Regions from separate parts of the Mus musculus genome. Here regions 1 and 2 are each linked to region 3. A link is a loop called in an ENCODE intact Hi-C map of the cell type or tissue named here. Cell type or tissue: heart. All regions are shown on one strand. Each heading gives the region's core, and the rest is flanking DNA. Links, peaks and the distances in the headings are about the cores only. Region 1 overlaps Scaper (S phase cyclin A-associated protein in the ER). Region 2 has its middle 5.7 kb from the start of Isl2. Region 3 overlaps Tmem266 (transmembrane protein 266).

Region 1 (7,115 bases), core at 682-5,681, 490 kb after region 3:
AATATGAACTAATGATGAAGGGTTTTTTAAAATCTCATTTTTTTTTTTAAATCTATGTTCTCAAGTGACAGAGAATGCTTTATTCAAAAGATTTCTCAGAGAGGACTCTTCAGCCCCATAAGTAATTTTCTTTTTAAGCAAGACTTTAACCACAAGCATTCTATTACTAAGATATAACAACAGCCTAGTGCATTCTTAGTTTGCTTGACACATCCTATCATGTAAGGTTGGTCTCAAAGAAAGAGAAAAGGATGTCTGAAGGAACCAGGGGCACCAAGAATCTCCACTAGTTAAACCTAAGACAATCTGAGCACCAAGTTAGAGTCAGAGATTATACTCCATTAAATAAGAAGTCATGAATCTACACAAATTTAAATCTATAAATACATATATGTTTTAAATGAAAGGGAAAATGGAGCACTATTCCTTATATTAGAAGGCTAAATGATAAGCACAGAAAAAAATTATAAACTTAATAAGTCACCATTTCAACTACCAGAGTAACAGCTTAATAATTTCATTATTTCTTAAAACAGCAAATGAACAATAACACTTCTTAAACAATTTTGTACAAAATCAATTTATTACAATGCCAATTTGCTGGAGAATTCTAAATGTGAACATTCAGTTTAAATATACTTACTTTCTCAAACTAAATATATGCTTACACATTTTGGTTTGTTTCATTTTGTTTAAATAGGGCCTTGTTATATTGCCAAGGCTAGCCCTGAGTTCCTAAGGATAATCCTTTTGCCTCCAATCTTCTATACCACTGGGACTTGCATCAGCACACCCACCTGTCCTCCCAATTTACATTAAAGGAAAATCTAACTTGTAAAATGCATACCATCATCATCTTTGCTTTCTAGTGGAACACTCCAAGCTATCAAGTTTCTTGCGGTACGACCCTCCTCAGCAACAATTCTTCTCACTTTGTCATGACTATTGGAGCGCTGGAAGGAAGCCTAGATGTATTAAAATAAGAATATTTATGAGACTATTAGGTATCAATCACCATTTAGCATATATTTCTTATTCATTATTCTTCATACGTACTCAGAAAGCAAATACTTAAAATCTAATTTGAGGGATTTGGGAGATGACTCACTTGAATAAAGTACTTGTTGCACAAGCATAAAAAAATGAGTTCAAGTCTCCAAAATCCATGTAAAAGCTGAGTGAGGTGGAGCACAAAAACAATCCCAGTACAGGAAGAGGGGAGACCGGCCAACCAGTTGGGTCAAAATAGGAAGTTCCAAGTTTAGTAAGAAACTCTATCTCAAAAGATAAGGTGGGGGCAAGGAGATGGCTCAGTGGTAAATACTCCAGGCAACAAGTCTGAAAACATGAGTACAATCCCCATTACCCCTATAGTAAAAAGAAATTAGTAGAACCAACTTCCATAGTTGTCATCTAACATTCACAAAAGTGCTATGGCACTTATATGCATGTGTGCATGGGCAAACACACAAATAAATACATAATACATTTAAATTAAAAGAAGAAAAGGCTTGGGTGGTGGCTAAATGTATAAAGTGCTTACTAACACCAAGAAAGAACAACAATTTTTTAAAGACAATAGCATATCATATTTTTATGTTCCCTGAAAAAATCTTATTGAGAAAATTTGTCAGCTATATGGGGTAAAGGGAATAAACATGCCAGGTAAATCTATAAATATGAGGAACTCAATTTAGATCACTAGAACCCAGGTGAAAAAATAAAAACAAAAACAAAAATAGGTATGCCAACATATGGCAGAACCCTAGCACTGGAAGTAGAAACAGGGAGATCCCAAGGGCTCCTGGCCAACAGGCAAGCTTCAGGTTCAGTGAAAAACACTATCTCAAAAAACAAGGTGGAAAACAAGAGCATGACACCTACACACACACACACACACACACACACACACACACACACACACATCAACACATTTACAAACATGCTTATTTCTAAACATTCACCATAATAATAATGTAAAGAAAGAAAAGAAGACATCCAATGACAAATTCTGGCCTCCACAACATGCACACACAAACCAATCTGAAATTTGGAATGTGGTTCATTAAATATCAAGTCTGTTTTCAGGTTTAAGAACCCTAAAATTAAAACTTTAAATTACATCAAAAACTACTACAGTCTGGAGTTCAAACAGCTGTACCAAGCAGAACTGCCACTGTGCACCTATGCCAGGGCCACATCTTACATATAACAAGTCTACTAGGTGGCGTAACAATCAAAATCCAAACAAAAGAAACAAAAAGAAACAAAAGAGAACGACGAATAGGGAATGTACATGAGACACTAAAGGTAAAATCTTTTGCAGTTTGACCTTAAAGGAAAAAGAAAATGGGATTTTTAAGATAGGATGTTTTTATGCTCCTGGGAAGAATCTGGTAGAGAGAAAATGTGTTGCATAAGGGTAAGGGAATAGACATGCTTGCTGAATCAATGAGTGACAAAAATAGTTTCAGTACACAAATGAGTGAACTAACTGCTACTAAAACATCCAAACGACTGAAAAAAAGATCCTAACTATCTGAACACTCTGCTCATATACTAATCCATACCTTTCCTCCAGAGCTCTCAATCTTCTACTTAATGTATTACATCCCTTATTCTTCTGGCCTTAGCCTAAAAATCCCAGAGGCATCTACCTAACTTTTTGAAGCTTTCAAGGGAATTTGTTATACTATGCTCTTTAGATTTGCAAAATTCTCAAATCTCTTATTCACTTACTCTCATGCCTCCCAATGATATGACACTGTAAAACACTATCACTTGGATTACCTAAACATAGTTTTAAACAAAAGTATCACTATTACCTCTAAGCCAAATGAACAAGTTTAAATAGATGCTTTACTTTCAGCTTTTTCGGATAATTCTCTTATTCTCCCGTAGAAAATCTTACATGAATAAGACATCAGGGCATAAATTTCACTATTCCTACAGAATATTCTAACTTGAGTGCTCATAAAGAAACGAGCTTTCAAAGCAGATGAGCTCACAGTCTCAAGACTGCAGTAATACTAAACTTGAGACTTCAGACTGAATGCTCCTTTCTCCTATGAAGAACAGCATTAGTTCTTTTATACTTAATACAGAAAGACATAGTCAGAAAAAAAGCCACCAACTTGAAACTTTGTTTTTACTCTTTATTCTAATACTTAACATGTAAAAATATTACTATTCATCTTATATTTGCCTGGGACACTATTCAGTTTATATTACATATGTTTTCTGTAACATGCTAAATGGGCTCCTTTCAGTAAAAACTCAAAATCTGATCATTTCTAACAACTTAATTCCTTTTGTGTGTTTGTTTTGTTTTGTTTTGTTTTTCGAGACAGGGTTTCTCTGTGTAGCCCTGACTGTCCTGGAACTCACTTTGTAGACCAGGCTGGCCTCGAACTCAGAAATCCGCCTGCCTCTGCCTCCCGAGTGCTGGGATTAAAGGCGTGCACCACCACGCTCGGGCTAACTTAATTCTTATAAACATGTCAGTAACATAAATATTTTAATCATCTTACTATAAGCACCAAGGTTTGAAATGCAGTCAGTGAGTCTCAGATACTTTGCTATTTCAACAGCATTCTTACTCAGGCTCAGAGACCAACAAAATTTTTACTCAAAGTTAAAGTGTGCCACCTAGTGTTACATGGAGATTTTACAGTCTTGTTCAAATATTTAATGTTTCAAATAAAAGCAATAAACATCAGCAATAGGTTATACTCAAATCCTGCCTGATACACTCTAAGAAATCAAATATTCAAAACACTGACCACAGTCTACATAGTTCTGGGACTTACTCCTATCTTCAAATCTACCAAAGGAGGGACTTAGGCAAGACTGCATTCCCTCTTCCTAAGTGCTCCATTTGAGTGGTTTAAGCTGTATAGAGGTGCTTGAAAATACTGGGTAGTAAAAGTGTAACGGATGAGAACATGTTTGCTTCTGTTCTTAGGACCCCTATATCAGTGGCCATCCTGAATTAAACCAGCCCCAAAAGATAGCTTTCAACTGTTTTCCTACCCCACATCCCCCAAGTGTCAGACCAGACCAAGGCAGCAGCAGTTCCTCAAACAGCAGTAAGACTGAAGCTAAAAGTGACAAACAGATGGCAGGGAGTAGGAAAAGAGAAGCAAACAACAAGCAAGAAAAAAAACCTAAAGTTGGTTTTTAAAACAGCTCCATCATAGCAGCTAGCGAGACAGCTCAGTGGGTAAAAGCACTTGCTGCCAAGCCCAATGACCCACGTGACGTGACAGAGGAGAGAATCAACTCCTGGAGCCTGCTCTCTGATCTCCTCACAAACACACTATGGCACATGTGGACACAGATAAACAAAGAAACACATAAATATGATAAAAAGAGATGTATTTACCATCATTCTTTAATTCTCTTCCGAGGCAAGATCATTTACCACATAATCCCATAGGTTATAATTCCTACAATTAAAAAAATTTTGTACACACACATATATATATATGTATATATACTTAGTCATAGCTTTAATATCAAATCATAATATAATCATTAAAAGGTAAAAATCCCTCACCTTCCAAGTTCCTCATTACTTTAAATACAAAAAAAAAAAATGAATAAAACTACATTTTTTTTGTCTACTAGGATATATAAGATACAACAGGCTTTAAATACTTCACACTGAATAGTACCTTAATCTCCAAAATATAAAAACAAAATAGGAAAAGAACAATACTAATTACAGGACAAGCAGAGTATATCCTAATTCAGAGACATCAAGCTTCTTTTTATTATAACTCTAAACACAAAATGCCACATTCACATTTTATATGCTTGGTTGAAAGTTTATTTTTTATTTAATGTATATAAGAGTGTGCCTAATGATTGTGCAAAGCATATCTGTGGTAAAGGCCAGAAGAAGGCTTCATACTCCCCTGAAACTAGAATTACAGGGGGTTATAAGCCACCTGTAGCTACTAGGAACCAAACCTGGAGTAACGGGTATTCTTAATGCTGAGCTGCTCTCTAGCCTCACATTTTATATCTTGACCCAATTCATACTGTTTAACTAAAGAAAAAGGTCATGAATATTTATCCCTATTGTAAGAAATCCAATCTTGTCTTCTCTATTCTATTTCATTTTTAAATAATTCTCACTCAACTTAATAAAGAAAATAATGTGTACCCTTTCCTTAAGAATTTCCATTAAATGGAGGCTGAAGAGATAGTCCAATTGTTATAGGAACTTGTAGCTCTTCCAGAGGTCATAGGTTCTGGTCCATTCATAATTTCAGCTCCAGTAACTCTAACTCTCTTCTGACTTCCATGGACATCAGGCACACTCATGGTACATACATAAACATGTAGATCAAACTCATTAATATAAAATAAAAATAAATCTTTAAAAAAGAACTTCCATAAATTGAACCTTTATCTAGATATTTTAATCACTTTAATGTAAGTATTCACACATAACAGACCTTACCTTTCAGGAAATCTATTTAATGTAGTCAAATTTTCACTAAAAAAAAAAGAAAGCAAAGCAGAGACACAGAACTCTGTGTCTGTGTGTGTGTGCATGTGTGTGTACACCTAACACTGTAACAGGTACCACTGAACAAAAGAAAGTAGCAATAAAACCAAACATTTGAAGAACCTAGGTCATTTAGTCTTAATCAAGTAAATATGCTCCTTTAAAATACATCCCAGGCTGGGGGTATGGCAAAAGGGGAGAGTACTTGCCTAGTGTGCTTGGGACACTGGACTCAGGTGCCTGCACTATAACAAATATACTTTTAAAGCAGCACCTCAAATGCAAACATATGCTCGCGTGCACACACACACTCACACAACTTAAACACAAATGCTCATAATAGCATTGTTAACCAATAATCAAAACGTCATACATACCTATCAGCTAAATATTAAACACAATGTGATATAACCAAACAATATAATAAATTATTTGGCTGTAAAGGGGAATTAAGTTCCCATGTTTCATCACAGATGAACTTTTGAAAATACTATACACTGTGAAAAATTATAAAAGATCACATATATGATTTCATTTATATGAAATGTCCAGAATAATTAAATCCATGTAGTTAAAAGGTAGAGGAATAAAGAGAAAATGGAAGTTACCTTAAATGAGAACAGGTTATCTTTCAAGATGGTCACAATCTCCCAAAATCCACGGTGGTATAGAAACACAGATCTGTGAAAACATTATACATGAGTTTTAAGTATGTGTATGACACGGTACATGATTTGAGCATGGGTAAACTGCTGTATTTTTTTAGTGTATTGACGGTGTTCACAAATCTACAACTCCACTCCATCTTACTCAGTGAAACACAGTCTTCGCAGTCACCTATCCCATCCCAGTTTTCTCCCATTCTTTACAGCTCCTTCCCAGTATCCATTCCATCTCAGCCACACTGGCCTCTTTATGTTTCTTAGGACAGGAGCCTCAGAGGTTTATGCCTGGGCCCCTCTCTGTCTTTGCCAACTGTGACTCTCTCAATGAGCCCTATTTAAAATTGCAATCCTCCAAACAAAAAAGGGCTGTGGAGTTCATCGCCACCAGATTAGCCTATAAGAAATGAAAGTGTGATAACCACATGAAAAATAAAACAACCATAGTGATGGTATAAAATAACTTTTAACTCTAACAAGAAAGCTAAAATACAAACAAACATTACAAATAACTGAAGCTGAGTGAGTGTAATTCCAGACCCTCGGGAGACTGAGAAAGAAGGATCACTTGAGGCCAGGAGTTCAGTACTAGTCTTGACAATAGAGCAAACTTTGTCTCAAAAAAATAAATAAATGAACCCTACCAACTCCAACAATTTATTAAGAGATACACAATATATGGAAGATGTAATCTGTGACATTATTAACATATATGGTAATGCAATTTTATTTTTGTGTTTATTGCTTTTGCCTGGTGAGTTTTTTTTATTTTCCTTACTGTTGTTGTTTGTTTGTGGGGCTTTGGGGGGACAGGAGGAGGGAAGGTTGAGACAGGATCTCTCTATGCAAAGCTGACCTTGAACTCATAAAGATTGAACTTCCTCTGTCTCCCAACTGATGGGATTAAAAGCATGCTACACCAAGCCTGGATGTTT
Region 2 (7,115 bases), core at 1,303-6,302, 110 kb after region 3:
CCACATCAGTCTTTAAAAGTCTTTCACAGACAAGCCCATAGGTCAATCAGATTGGACAATCCTTTTGCTTGAAGCTCCCTCAAAATGATTCTAGGCAGTTTCCATATGACAAATGAAGTTATGTAGGACACTTACATTCAATATACTCAAATATACTCACAATATACTCAAATAATTGTGATCCCCCCCCAAACTACAAGGACGTGAGTTTTGTCACCAATCTGTTTTTTGTTGTTGTTGTTTGCCCCATCCCACCCTCCCCATCCACCCCCCACCCCCGCCCCACACAGGTTTTCTCTTTGTAGCCCTGACTGTCCTGGAACTCGTTCTGTAGATTAGGCTGGCCTTGAACTCAGAGATTCACTTGCCTCTGCCTTTTGAGTGCTGGGACTAAAGGTGCGTGTCACCAGTGTCCACAAATTCTGTCATCAACTTGAAGGAACCTGAAAGTCAATGCTTCCTTAGATAGACCTTAATCTGGTAATGTTGACAGTCACTTCCCGAGCATCGCTTTGTGGTACTCAGAACAGAAAACCCATCTCACCCAAGCCCGGCTTTCTGACTCACGAAAGCTGTAAGATGCTGCTTTAAGCCACTGCATTTGTAGTGATTTATTAGACAAAGCTGCAGGTCTTCATGCTGATCAAAGGTTCTCTTCTTTCCGACCTATTTTTGCTGATGTCCACCATGTTCTTACCAAGAGTTGAATTCTTTGTGTCCCTGAGACTGCTGTCAGAACCCTACCCCTTGTCTGTCATAAACAATGACTCTATGCGTCTTCCTAGCCAGATTCTTCTTGATAATGTCACTTGGTGGGCCAGGCTTGCCAGAAGCTGTAGGAGAGGTGCACATATGCTTATGTAGCGCCACATGCTTGTAGCATTCCTTTGAATCTTGAGTTCATGTGGAAAAGATTTGAGTAAGTGGTGTGCAATGGATCAACACTGTCTACCGGGTTGTAGGGGCGGGGCTCAGTGGCAGAGTTCAGGATTCCAGGAGAGCCTGGTATCGTCTCCAGCACGAGAGGTCACCTATTGTGTAACCATTTCCTTTCCATTTAATAACTGTAAGTGGAAAGTCCAATTTCCCCCTTTAAAAAGGATTCTGAGGATTTTATACAGGGGTCCAGTATTGACATCATTCCCAGCTTGTGCTTGCTCCACTCTAACTCCTATGCTCTCCCTCCCTCTCCACTCGTGACTTCTTCTTTAGTTATTATCATTCCTTATGTGACACACACACACACACCTGCATACACAACACAAGCTGCTGCACCCACTTAGTGCTGCTCTGGTACAAGGCTGGCTGCAGAGATGGCACTTGGGATCTTAGGATTGTTGACTGCCTGTTGTTCTTCCTGGGGTGGGTCCTTGTTGGCTGCCTGTTGTTCTTCACGGGGTGAGGTGCTTTGAGAGTCCCTCTACCCACACTGGTAATTTGGTTTTTCCTGACTATCCACTGTCTATTTTTTTCTCCCATTTCTACTGTTAGGATGTCACCACAGATTTGAGTGTCTAGTAAAAATAAAAACCATGTTTCTCTTTGATAAACTCATAAACTTGCTTCTTTCTGGAACCTTCTGTCTTCATTTGTCTCCAGAATTATTTTATCAAACTCCACTAGCAGTTTAATTAGATTTGTGCTATACCAGTTTGTTTTTATAGATTTATACGTCTATTGATTAATTAGGGGAGAAACGATCTCCCATAACTCATATCAGAACATGCTTTGTGACTCTTATGTATTTGCTTTCTTTCCTATAACCCAGGCTAAGACAGCTTTCTTCATTTTCACCTAAGACATTTCTTGTTGAATTAATGACGAGGCTTTTAGTATTTTCTTTTAGAATACACTAACTCTAAAATATGTTTATTCTTGTTTATTGCTAGATTGCAGGAGAGATGCTTATTTTTACTTACTTATGCAATCATGAGTTGCCAGAGTTTGGCAAGAAGCAATGTTTTGTGCTAAGGCCAGAGCTCAGTGATGGGAGTTTGCTTAGTATGGATGGGACTTTGGGCTTCAGTCCCTAACGCTACAGACAAAAGTTATACACTGTAGCACTGCCTCTACATCACTAAAGAAATAACCAGTTTTATTTGTAAAATATAGACTAATTATGTGCAAACAGTTTTGTTTTCCTAGAGAGCTCATTTGCAAACCTTTATTAAGTTCCTACCTATGCCGAGTCTAAGCCAATAAGGGAACCCACTACTCCTTGCTAGTGGTTGCTTTGGAGATGAGCAATCTATTCCAGTTTGGGCTGGTGAGACAAAAAGAGGTTTTCCAGGTTCTGAAAACAAGGCATCTTTCCCCACTGGTAGCAGACAAGGAGGCATCTGGTTCTACTATTTTGGCATTCATTTTGAAATCATAAATAGAGTTCATAGTGTAAAGCAAGATCTTGGACAACAGAGCAGAGAAACACAAAAACCTACTGCTGCGAGGTTGAGACCCAGATCACCCAACTCTCGGGTCTACCTCAGCTTTGCTCCTGTTTGAGCCAAGTCATTTCCTCTTTGTGGTAGTTATAGCTGGGATTTTTTTTCTACACCCTCCCCCCCCCCCATCCCAGTGAAGCCTAGATGTATGTGATGTATGTAATCCCAGCTGTCTTCTGTCCCATGCTTCCAGGTGGGCCTTCCTCCCTCCTCCCTCACCTGGCCTTGCAGCTTTCTCTCCTGTAAGCAAACTCCATCTCAGCTCTGGCAAATCCAGCAGGCCTTACCCTGTGGCCATCCTACTATCTGGCTTCATCTCCCTCCCTCAGGTGAAATCCTACGAGAGGCAGGGCCATCCCTCGAGCATTAGCCAGCCTCCTGGCACTGGGCTTGCCATGCTCTAGGTGTGTGATGAGGCTAGTGGTGATAAATCTCTTCTGTCTGCAAGCAGCGAGGAGAGAGTGGCAGAGAGAGCTGCAACCAGGGAGCATTATGATTTTGTTCTTAACTCCAAGGCATGTCTAAGGCACTATAAATAACACACATTGTCTATAATTCAAGTTGATCAAAACAGAACTCAGCCCAGTGATGTGGAGTGGAATCTGCTGCCTCCAAACCAATTACGAATTTCCAACAGATGAGCGAGCGAGCGAGCGAGCGCCTGACTGGAGTCCCTCCTGCAGTGGGCTAATGCCCACCCCAGTCTCACTAATCACTAATCACAATCTGTCTGTGATTAGACTTTGGGCAGTCACCTCAGAGGAGAGGTGACAACCCAGATTCTGTTATCTCCTGTCTTACCTAATTTGGGAACGCAAACCTCCAGGGGATGTTTTGTAATAGCAGGATCCCCTGAGGTTCATCCGAGAACTCTACTCCATGGGCCTTGGCTGGAGCCCAGTACTGGGTGCCATTGTACTTCCTGCTGCGATGCAAAGTGACGAGGAGGCAAAATAGGATGGGAACCTCTGCTTCTTGTCAGGAGGAAAAAAAAAAATCACTCATTTGGTTTCTTGTAAATGTGTGTTGGAAAGAATAACTGATATTCCTAAAAAACCATTAAAAGGGCAATAGCTTGATGAAGGGAAAGCCTTGTGTTTGAGCTAGTTTTCCATCTGTCATAAACAAATGCAAGCACCGTAATAGGCCCTCAAGTTTGTCAAATGTAAATTCAATGCATCCTGGAAAATGTCAGGCCTTAGTACAGTATTTTGTTGAGGTGGACAGATAACTCAACTGTTAAGACTGCTTGCTGCTCTTGTAGAGGACCCAGGTTTGGTTCCTAGCATCTACATGTGGCAGCTCACAACTGTCCAGAGTTCCAGCTTCAGAGCATCTGACGTCCTCCTCTGGTTAGTGTGGGCTCCTACATTCACGTGATATACACTCACACAGACACATAAATAAAAGGGAATAGAATTATTTGTTGTTTTGTTTCTGTGTAAATACATTTTTAAATGTTTAAATTAATGCATATGTTTATGAGTCCTCTAATTTGAGTATAGCGATGCTGCTAAGAGGACATCCAAGCTGGGTCTGGTGATGCATGCCTGCTTGGGAAGATATCAGAAGCCTTGTGAGGGTACATGAGACCTTGTCTCAGAAAACAAAACTAAATAACTCAGGAGACTAGTACCTAGCTCCAAGCATGTCTGGTGCCTGGTGTAAACTGTTGGGAACCACTCCCAAGCCACACTGAGCCTGCCTGTTTCCCCCTTCTGGAAAGACGGGGAACTGCAGCTTTCCTCTACAGCAGTAGTCATAATCCCTTTCGGTGGGCTCCTTTCCCAGAATCTAGCAGGAAGCCTGGCTTCTAGTTCTTTTTGTATTTCTCCAAATGCCGTTGAGGGTGTGATTTAGAAGGGACAGTTGTTCTCTCCTCTGTCAATCTTTCTCTCTCTTAACAAAAGTACCCATTTGTCCCCATCTTCTATACTGATGCTGTGGTTAATTCTGTGATCCATCTCTCACCCTAATCCTCTCGTAGAGACTGCCCCCAAAGACTATGAGCTTGCTTGCTTGTTTAAAAATGGAAGGATTTTATCCCATATCTGTCCACTATAAACAAACTAACAAACAGCACAAAAACATTTCCATCTGGACAGACCACAAGTTCATGACTCATCTCATGGCCTGAAGTGGGTTTGAGTCTCAGTCTTGTCTCTTATTAATTGTATCGGCTTATGAAGTTTACTGATTTTGAGCTGCTTAAAGATGATACTACACCCTGCCCCAATGCTGCAAGGTAGGTCTGGCTTCGTGGACCCACAGCCCGTGCAGTTACAAAGGTTTAATGCTCTGTCATCAGGGTCTTGATATTCTTAGTAATGTTTGAGCAGGAAGCTTTGCGATTTCATTTTAGTGGGCTCTGCAAATAATGTGGCAGATCTTGTTTAGGGGGTGTCCAGGTGCTTTAAATGGGGTCTGAGACTTCTTAGCCCAGGGCCCATTCATTCCACAGCAAGTGCTAGGGAAATGTTAGGGAGGAGAGAAGGGCCAGCCAGTAGGCACCTCTCTGCTTACAGGGGTAGGAGATGCAGGCAGAGCAGAAGAGGACTTGGCTGTCAGTGTCAGGGGGCCTGATGCCTCATCCTGACTTGGCAAGTTTCTTCTTTCCCTCAAGCCTTTGCTTCACTGTGCCCTCCACTTCTAAAAGCTGTAAAGTCATGAACTCTGACATCTCCAATATTTTGGAGAAAAGGAAAGGTCTGTGGAAGTGGATTTGGAGGGGTTGGAGCAGCAGCAAGAGGAAAGGTCTGCTGTGGACACCCGAGAGGCGCTCAGTGGTCTCAGACCTGGATAAGGGCAGAAGGACACCCACAGGCAGGCATTCCAGCAGGTGGTCTGCTAACCCAGCTTTCAGCTCCAGCTCTGTGATCTTCATGTTGCATAATGAACCTTAGTTTCCTTTCTGATATTATTGTGGTGTAGATTTAAAATTTCTCCCCTACATAGTTAATGTATTCTGGGTTCTGTCACAGCTGGTGGCATTGTTGCAAGGTGTTGAATCCAGAGGCTCTCTGGCCTGCTCAATAGGATAAATCCATAGATAAGTTTGCAGTTGGTGGGCTATTAGGAGGCAGGCCTGGGTGAATGACATAGGCCAGGTGTCTTTGAAAGGCACATCTTGCCCTGGGTTTCTCCCCATTTCCGTCTTGCCATGAAGTTAGCAACTTGTCCTATCCTGCCTTCTGCCATTATGCTTGGCCTCATGGAAGCCTCAGAGTGACGGGCCAACCATGGGTGAAAACTCGGACACTTTCACAATAAACCTTCCTTCTTTAACTTTTTTTTTTTTTTTTTTTTTGGCCAACTATTTTGTTGTAGTGATGAAAAGATGCCCAGAGGATCTCAAGGCTCCTCCTTCCACTAACCAGCAGCTCCTGCTCTGTTGGGCGGAGATCATAGTCTGTAGCTTATTGGCAGGTAATATACACTGATGAATCTACAAGCAGACACTGGAAACAGAAAGTCAGTTGCATGATCTGGTAACGAGTTACTTACCTTTCCACACCACTGTCCCTCAGCCGTGATGTGGGGATTTCTGTGAACTATGTTAAAGCACACAGCCCTGAGAGAATCTCCTATACCAGCCATGGTGATGGTGTTGCCACGGCCCAGCATTCCTTTTTACATCTGTGAGTCTCTGGACAGGAAGGGGTAAGAACAGAGGCGGTGATATAGAGAGGAAGCTGTCTGTGCGGCTGCATGAACGTGCATGCGCAGGCTGGCACACGCATCTGGGTCCCTGGGCTGGGATGTGTGCAAGCGTGTGCAACTTCTGCCCTGTCAGTCAGGGGGAGCATGACGAGCTCTCTGTCATACAAGGGCCCAGGAGCAAGTCCCCAAAAGTGTGTCCTGCTTCCTGGTTTTAGGAGGAAAAAGACAGGGAAGGTAGAAAGGATGGAAAGATTGACAAAGCAAAAACAGAGAAACTAGCCAAAAAAAAAACAAAAAACAAAAAACAAAACCCAAAACAAAACAAAAACCTACAACAACAAAACAAAACAACCAACCAAACCAAACCAAAAGACTCACAACAACAAAACAAACAAACAAAACTCCAGAAAAACAAATAAAAGCCAGTTTTTTTTTTTTTTTTTTCCATTGCCTGGCCTTTGTAGGCGACTCCCAAGCCCTGGCCACAGGCCAAGATTGCTGCTCTTTCCCTCAGGCAAGGCTTGTCCTCAGGAGGGGGGCTGTTGTCGTTACAGAGTAATGACCCACCCACCTGGCTTTCTCCAGGGCTTTCCAGAGGGAAGAGCTCAGGGAGCGTTTGCTGCAGTCCTTAAGTCTTTCCATGTCACAGCTGAAGCTAGGGCTCTCAAGCCATGGCCACCGCTCCCAGCAAGGGCAAGAAAGGAGGGGCCACTGCCAAGAGTGTGGAGAGCAGAGAGCCCTGCTTCCTCTCAAAGGGGACATTTTAGGAGGAGAAGCAAGGCTGGACCACGTGTATCACTTATGCCCCTCTCATGCCAGCACTGGACTCCTGGGGTGACTGGGACCCCGGAGACCCATGCTCAGGGACCTGGAAAATGGTTTTACAGCGGCAGAGAAATGGAGGTGAGTGCCCCTCCCCTATCCTTAGCAAATTCTCAAGAACTCAGTTTCTGGTTAGGAGGGGCTTTCTCTAGGTAGGAGAGGGTTAAAGGTTGAGCCTAGGACTCCTGCGGA
Region 3 (7,115 bases), core at 1,199-6,198:
AGCACAGAAGGCTCCTTCCACCTCCAGGCCTCAATTAACTTATCTGGCTAATAACACCCTGACATTCCTCTGACAACCTTTCAGTCAACAGGGGGAGGCGTATGTAGTCGTATTAAGTATCAGAAGAATGGGGAGCCAATGTCTGAGGGTCTCATTGGGACACGCTGAGAAACCCCCATGGGCTATCTCAGCCACTGGCCAGAGTGGAATGCCATCTGGCTTGTCCGTCCGCAGTTAGGAGTCAATCATTGTTACTTGGGGTGATGCCTGATAGCATCCAGATACACTACATCCTTTTGACATGAAGTGTCCAAAAACCTATCCTAGCGGAGCACAGAGTTGTACACCTTTAATCCCGGTACTCAGGAGGCTGAGGCAGGTGGACCTCTGTGTGTTCAAGGGTAGCCTGGCTTACATAATCAGACCCTTGTCTGGGGGGGGGGACAAAAACAAAACCAACTACAGCTACCTGTGTAGCAGACTGACCCCTCTCTTACCCTCATCCCAATATAGACAGGGACACCCTAGCCTATTAAATAGCTTCTCTTGGCTTCTTCTCTTCCTTCAGTTTTGCTTTCATCCTATTCCAAATCTGGCCATCTCTGGACCACTGCAGTAGGCCCCAGTGGGTATCCCCACATCTCCCCTTCTCACCCTGCAGCCAGCATGGTGCTTTCTCTGTGGGTCACAGCACTAATGCCACCTGCTCTGCTCTGTGTGGAAATTTTCAGGTGGTTCCTTTGCTCTGTAAATAAAGACTAAAGTCCTTAAATATCCCACCCTGGTTACATGACTCTGCCTAGCAACCCTCACAGACTCCCCAGCCCTGCTTGCCTGCTGATCTCTGCATCTGGTATGTTCCTCCTGTGCCTCAGGCACTACCACAGGACTCGCCTTGTGCTTGTCTCTTGCAGTGTCACAAATCATCTCCTCCCTAGGATCACCCAGGACTCACTCTAAGCTGAGGAAGGGGCATTTTCATTCCAAAACACGTAACAGAATTTTAACATAGCCCCTACCTGACTTCTGGAATTTTAACATAGCCCCTACCTGAGACTTCTGGAATTTTAACATAGCCCCTACCTGACTTCAGAATGGAGAATCAATGAAAGAGAAAACTACACGGGTTTGGGGTTCACCTCTTCAGTTCAGAACTTGTTTCTGAGCATATGTAGTCTTGGCCCCAGGCAGGCCCTGACCTCCAGCTGGCTGGCCTGAATTCCAGTGAGACTTCCCAGAGCAGCTCTATATCGATTACAAGCCATCAATAATGCATCCCTTAGAGGGGCCTAGGAAGCCATTAGCTGGGCCTGCAGAGTCTGAGGCATGGCCTTGGAGAAAGTGGCTGCGTGTGCCCGCGGGAAGTTCCTATCAGCCTAGGCCAAAGGGCTCCCATCCCCACAGACTTCAGGAAGATTACCTCATAGAGCTTCTGGGCCTTGTACATAGAGAAGTGGCCCCTTATTCCCTGCAAGAAAAGGCCACCATAAAAATTTATGAGCCATATTTTCTCAAACTCTGAGACTGTTAGCCCATTTAAGGGCTGGGTTGTTGAGGCACAGTATCTTGAGTCAGGAGTTAGGACTGTGACTGTGCCAGGGTTAGGGGCCCATAGTAGCCCCAGGTTTGGGCTGAAGTATGACAAGGACCCACATCCATGTGTGACCAAGGTCAGGGCTCAGTTTATGGCCAGTAATGGAAGCTGAGATTATAGAGTTCATACTGGGTGTGTAAGCAGGATCAGTCTACAGCCAGGATCTGGGCTCAGTGTATATGGCAGGTACGGTCTTTGTCTATATTTTGGGTTAAAGTTGAAGCTCAGGCTGTAGCTGGAGTTAGGCTCAATCTGAAACCACAAGACTGAAGAAGCTGACTAGTTCAACTTCCTTTAATCCCAGGATGCCATCCAGGTATTTGAAGGCCTCCTGCATAAATACACAACACACAAGGCCCATGTTGGTGTACCAGGGCCCAGTCATACCTATTTCTCTCAGTCTGCCATGACATTGTGTGTAAACTCAACTAGACAAGCGTGTGTACTGCGCTGCAGATAGACAGGGGCATGTACTGCACTGCACATAGGGGCATGCATACAGTGCAAATTGAGCGGAGTTTGCTTTCCTTAGTTTTTAAGAATGTTTTATTTATTTATTTACATGTTTATATTTGCATTCTGAGTAGAAGGTTTCCTTGTGGCATTTTTGCATTTATTAAGGTTTTGTTTCTATTTATCAGCATACATCTGGGGTGGTGAAGGCTATATTAATGAATGATCTTAACAGAAAGGGAGGGAAACTGCACATTTGCATCTGATTGTCTCTGTGACACGGCTAGGAGGAGAGGTGAAGGGAGGATCCAAGTGCACAGGACTTAGGAGCCTTTGAGTCTTGTAGGTTGGCTCCAAGAGGGTATAGAGTTAAAGGAATTTAGGGAAAGTGGAGAAAATAGTGAGTGACATATAAGAATGGAGGGTTTATGGCTAACACGGCCACAGAGGAGGAAAAGGGACTAACTCTACCCTTAAGAGCCCCCAGAGACTCTGGGAGGAAGGGGACATCGTGTGATACATCAGGGCAAAAGGGTTGAGTAAAAGTCTATACAGAAGTGTAAAACATCCTAAGGCTCGTCTGGCCAGGAGGTCACACCACACCCTAAAGAGGCCATGGGTTTGTCCTCTGGAGAAATGGAACCAGAAGCCTAGCATCCATGCTGTGCACTGGGCAGGTGTCTGAGGAGAGAGATGCATGGCTGAAGTAAGAGTTATAGACGGTCCCCCTCCCCAGTCATATGCTGTTCCCCTGCCCTGCTCCCAGTGCAGCAGCACACACCCAGAGGTTCGTCCCTGACAGAGGTCAATGAAACATGCAGATAGTGACCCTGGGAGATGCCCAACGCTAGGCCACCAATGCTGGTCACCGCTAGGCCACGCCAACGTGAGTGACTAAATGCTTTCCGTTGTAAACCTGTTCTGCTTTCATAGAAATGGATGGACTGAGAATGAAAATAGGCCCCGGGGGTGTGGCCCAGTCGGGCTGCCTAGTGCAGGAAGCTTTGAGTTGCAGTCTCAGAGCTGCATGGAGCCAGGCAGAGCAGCATCCCAGCACTCAGGAGTGTGGCCAAGTATCACAAGTTGAAGGTGAGGTTGGAGCTGCCTGAGACTACACAAGGCCCTGTCTAAGGAAGAAGAGAGGGAGGGACAGAGACAAAAGTAACGGAATGAGATCTGTGTGGTACAGAGAATTCAAAGAGGCTGCTGTGACTGAGGGCCCAGTGGGTTAGAGACCAGGAAAAGTCCCTTCAAAACAGAGATCAGCCATGTGATCTAGGACAGAGGGGACAGGGGCATCATCTGAGTTAGGTTTTCCAGAGTCTATGAAGGATGCACAGCTGTCAGGTGATGGCCAGCGGTAGAACTGGAGACAAATGAGCTGCCTAAGGAAGTGCTTGAAGATGGAGCTGGACGAGGAGTGGGTTAGATGCTGAGATGAGAGGAAACAGAAGTGAGGAGAGTTTTTTTGACTGTAGCTAAAAACACCAGAGGGACAGGTCTGGGAGACAGTGGAGTACTATTTTGACCAAGCAAACTGAGTATATGGTAATGTTTTGCAGGCAACTGGATATGCCAGACTGACATTGTAATAAGGGGGCGGGGCGGGGCGGGGACAAATAGGCAACAGAAAGTATCAACACTCTCGCTTACGTGGAGGGTGCAATGTGTACTTCGAACACTAGGTGGCAGTGAATACTCACTACCCACACAGACCCTTTGTCCAACACCTACCTGTCTCAGTCACAAACCCGGAGACATTTATAAGTTTTCCTCAGAAGCTTTCCAATGGTGGTGGTGGTGGTGTTACCAGTGAGGTTTTGTTGTTGTTGTTTTTTATGTTTTGGGTTTTTTTAACCACATGTTCAGAAAGGACATAAAACTGCATTTACAAACCAGGATACTGAGGCCAGAGAAAGTGAACAGACCTCCGAAGGTCCCATATCCTGGTACTATCTAGCTGAGAGCCATCTCCCACAACTCATGGAACAGGGAAACTGGATGTTACTGGAAGACAAGCCTGACCAGCCTGCAAATGCTTAAGCTGTGCTAGCTTGGGGAAGGGGAGTCTCCTGACTTCCATTAAACACCAGTGTCAGGCGCCCGCAGAGCGCCTTCCTTCCATTCCTTGGAGGTACACAAGCAGCTAAGGGCGGCTTCAAATCCAGATGTCCTGTGCCGGCTCAGTGGCCTTCCTATAAATTACCATTGACTTTCTCTTCACGGACGTTTTCTTAGAGTAGGGCCTGTCCACACGGTATCTGAGACAAAGGGTCACACTTATGGTTGGGAAAAGGTTCCAGTATGTTTAGTTGCTGAGAACTTGCTAAGAAGTGCACGCCTTTGTGTGCTCGGGTCTTTCATCCCCACATCCCAGGCTGCTGCCCAGGTATCGGCCCCTGTCCTGGCCACCGGTGCCACCCCGCCCCCACCCTGGCAAACAAACCTACCTGCAATCCTTCTGCCTCTTGCAGTTTGAGATCCGGCAGCTGCGTGCGCACCTGGCACAGCAGGACCTGGATCTGGCAGCCGAGCGGGAGGCGGCGCTGCAGGCCCCACACGTGCTCAGCCAGCCACGCAGCCGCTACAAGGTCGTAGAGGCTGGCACGTGGGCCGAGGAGACAGCAGCCGAGAGCATCGTGGAAGAGCTGAGGCCCTCTCAAGGTGAGTGTGCTATCCCCAGAGCCCCAAGGATTCCTACCTCACCTCACTCCAGGTCTCTGTACAGAAAGGCTAGAAGGTGGGATTCCTAGAGCTAGGGCCTCTTGTAGGTCTGTGCCTTGTCATGTGTGATGACACTCCAAAGTTAGTGCCCTCGCAACTGCCTCTCAGAGCCCAGGAGGAACATCTAGCTAGGGGATCTGATGCAAATTAAAAAGTATTCAGATCTGGTAAAGCCATTCTAGTCCCATTGTGCATTAATAGTTGTTACTTTTCTTGTACTTGCAAACAAACAAACAAAAACAAAAATGGGATGGATGGGTGGATGGATGGAAGGAAGGAAGGAAGGTAGAGAGTGCAGCCCATTGTACTGGGAGAGCCATGGGAGCCAATGGGCACCTTGTAGCTCCCCAGTTGGAAACCAGATAAAACAGGTACTAGCCTGCTTTCTCCAATTCTCTCCAGCCTGGAGCCTCAGCTCCTGGGATCCTGCCATCCACTGTTAGAAAGGACTTCCCTCCTCAGATCTCTCATACTCTTTTCTCTTCAGTTCAGAAGCCCTGGGCACCAGAGGTTTGTCTCCTTGGTAATTTTATATCCTGTCAAACTGACCAGCACTAACTACCATCGTGACAGAGCCAGGCTCCTAGTAGGAGGTCTGAGCCCTTCCTAATGGATGGCCACTTACCAGGGTCCAGAGAAGAAGTCCAGGTCTAAAACCAGAACAGCCTGTGGCAAGCTTCGCAGGTGGGGCAAATTGAAAGTCATAGCATGAGTGGTGAAGGGCAGAGGAGCCGTAACCCCAGCCCTGTGCCATTTTAGGTCTAAAGCTCATTTCTTCTTCCAGGCAGCTTTGACCTGGAGAAGCAGGGGATTTTGCTTCTCTGAACCCTGATTTTTTTTTTTTTTACCTGCTGTCAAGAGGGGTCCTTACAGTGTTGTAAAGAAAATAGCCACATCCAGAGAAAGATGGTGCTGGACCTAGACATGGGACTTCCAGACTCCCAAAGCCAGCTTGGTCGAGTGACTTCACTTTGGTCTCCTGTGTTCCTCCTTACATCAAGGGGAGAACTAGAAAGGGCAGGTGGGGCAGGAGGCCGCGTTTCCTAGCTACATGGTTTGAGACTGTAGTGGCCTCACCTCCAGCTCCCTCTGCTGCCTCACAGGAGCCTGAGGAACCAACAGTGTGAGTGATTTCCCTCCGACCAGTGTACAGTGACCTCCTAAGTCATCATGCCCTCCCAACTTAAACCTGGACTCCCTGTGCTCTCTCTGAAAAACGCCCAAGTCCCTTCGAGTAGTGTGGTCATTTGTTAGATGCCTATAACAAGATGCCCCACGCTGAGGGACTTAAGTCACGGAGATAGCCTCACAGTTCTGGGTGCTAGAATCTGAGATCTGGGTTTTGGTAGGGTAGGTGGAGAACCTATTCCTTCTTCTGTAGCTCTTGGTGCTTGTTGGCAATCCTTGGCTTGTGGAAGCACCCGTCTCTGTTGTCATCTTTACATGGCACCTTCCTTCATGTCTGTGTCCAAATCCTGTATCTATACAGGTGCACCCTACTCTAACAGGACCTTATCTTGACTAATTGCACTGTAATTGTGTTTCCTGATAAAGCTCATATCCTGATACTGGGACTTGAATTTTCAGTATAACACATGGAGGAGGGACATGGTTATGCAGTCAGCAGCAGAGGCTGAGACCCCTTCCTCACCTGCTCCCATCCCATCACCCTGTGGCATCCCTAGAAACCTCCCTATCTTTTAATGTATACTTCCCTGGTGTATATCAGACACCTACACACAATTCAGTCCTCAACTGCATTTCCACAGCCAGAGCCCTCAGTGGCACGGCCAGTGCCTCTGAAGCAGAGGGCAAAATGCAGAGGCTGTGAGGAGCCTCCATGATTCATGGCCTGAAATAGTCCAGGGCATCCCCCAGCTGATTTCTCTCTGACCGGGAACCATGTCCAGGGTGGGGATTTCCATGACACGAGAAATTACAGTCAGATGATCGAACAGCATTCCAGGCTGCTCTGAAGATTAAGAAAGGGCAACATTTGTTAGGAGCTGTGACTTGCAGGGTAGCAGGGCCCAGAGGCCCTCTGCATGCCCAGTAGGACACAGACAATCCAGGCATTAACCTGCAGACATAGCAGTGAGTCACAGGAGCCTTGGGACGTGGCCAGCATCACCTCTGCGTGGCTGTCCCTCCTTAAGTGGGGGAGGGCTGCTGGGAAGGGCAAGAGTGCCCGCTCCAGCTCCAGCCCAGCCACATCCCTCCGAGAGGGAAGAGCTTCCTGAAGTTGCCAACAGGTCCCAGTCAGACAATGCCGACTGCCTTCTGTTTAGACTTGCTTCAGCACAAATCATTTTTAAAACCTGGGCTGCGAAAGTTCCAGGCTTTG

Evidence for each region. Peaks named below come from ENCODE experiments on the same cell type or tissue, not always from the same donor. Only the 100,000 strongest peaks of a DNase experiment are listed, where the experiment ranks them.
Region 1: it touches region 3 in a loop (9-fold over the local background); 33 of 42 quality-filtered maps call a loop at or near these places.
Region 2: it touches region 3 in a loop (8-fold over the local background); 30 of 42 quality-filtered maps call a loop at or near these places.

The regions. Positions count from the first base shown.
Region 1 is chr9:55,915,140-55,922,254 of GRCm38, forward strand. It overlaps Scaper (S phase cyclin A-associated protein in the ER), which reads right to left. Exons shown (of 33, transcript NM_001357652.1): 2 at 6,127-6,199; 3 at 4,385-4,448; 4 at 848-965. The coding sequence starts at 4,390. Among named protein-coding and RNA genes, the nearest start is that of Scaper, 19 kb to the right of the region's middle. In heart, for the core only: a CTCF peak has its summit at 3,652 (motif pointing left); no DNase peak of the experiment used is centred there.
Region 2 is chr9:55,531,941-55,539,055 of GRCm38, forward strand. It overlaps a transcript of Isl2 not described here. Among named protein-coding and RNA genes, the nearest start is that of Isl2, 5.7 kb to the right of the region's middle. In heart, for the core only: a CTCF peak has its summit at 4,165 (motif pointing left); a DNase peak (open chromatin) is centred at 4,161; H3K27me3 peaks cover 2,153 bases.
Region 3 is chr9:55,425,754-55,432,868 of GRCm38, forward strand. It overlaps Tmem266 (transmembrane protein 266), which reads left to right. Exons shown (of 11, transcript NM_172923.4): 9 at 4,522-4,711. Among named protein-coding and RNA genes, the nearest start is that of Etfa, 83 kb to the right of the region's middle. In heart, for the core only: a CTCF peak has its summit at 3,739 (motif pointing right); a DNase peak (open chromatin) is centred at 3,718; H3K4me3 peaks cover 715 bases; H3K27ac peaks cover 493 bases; H3K27me3 peaks cover 2,037 bases.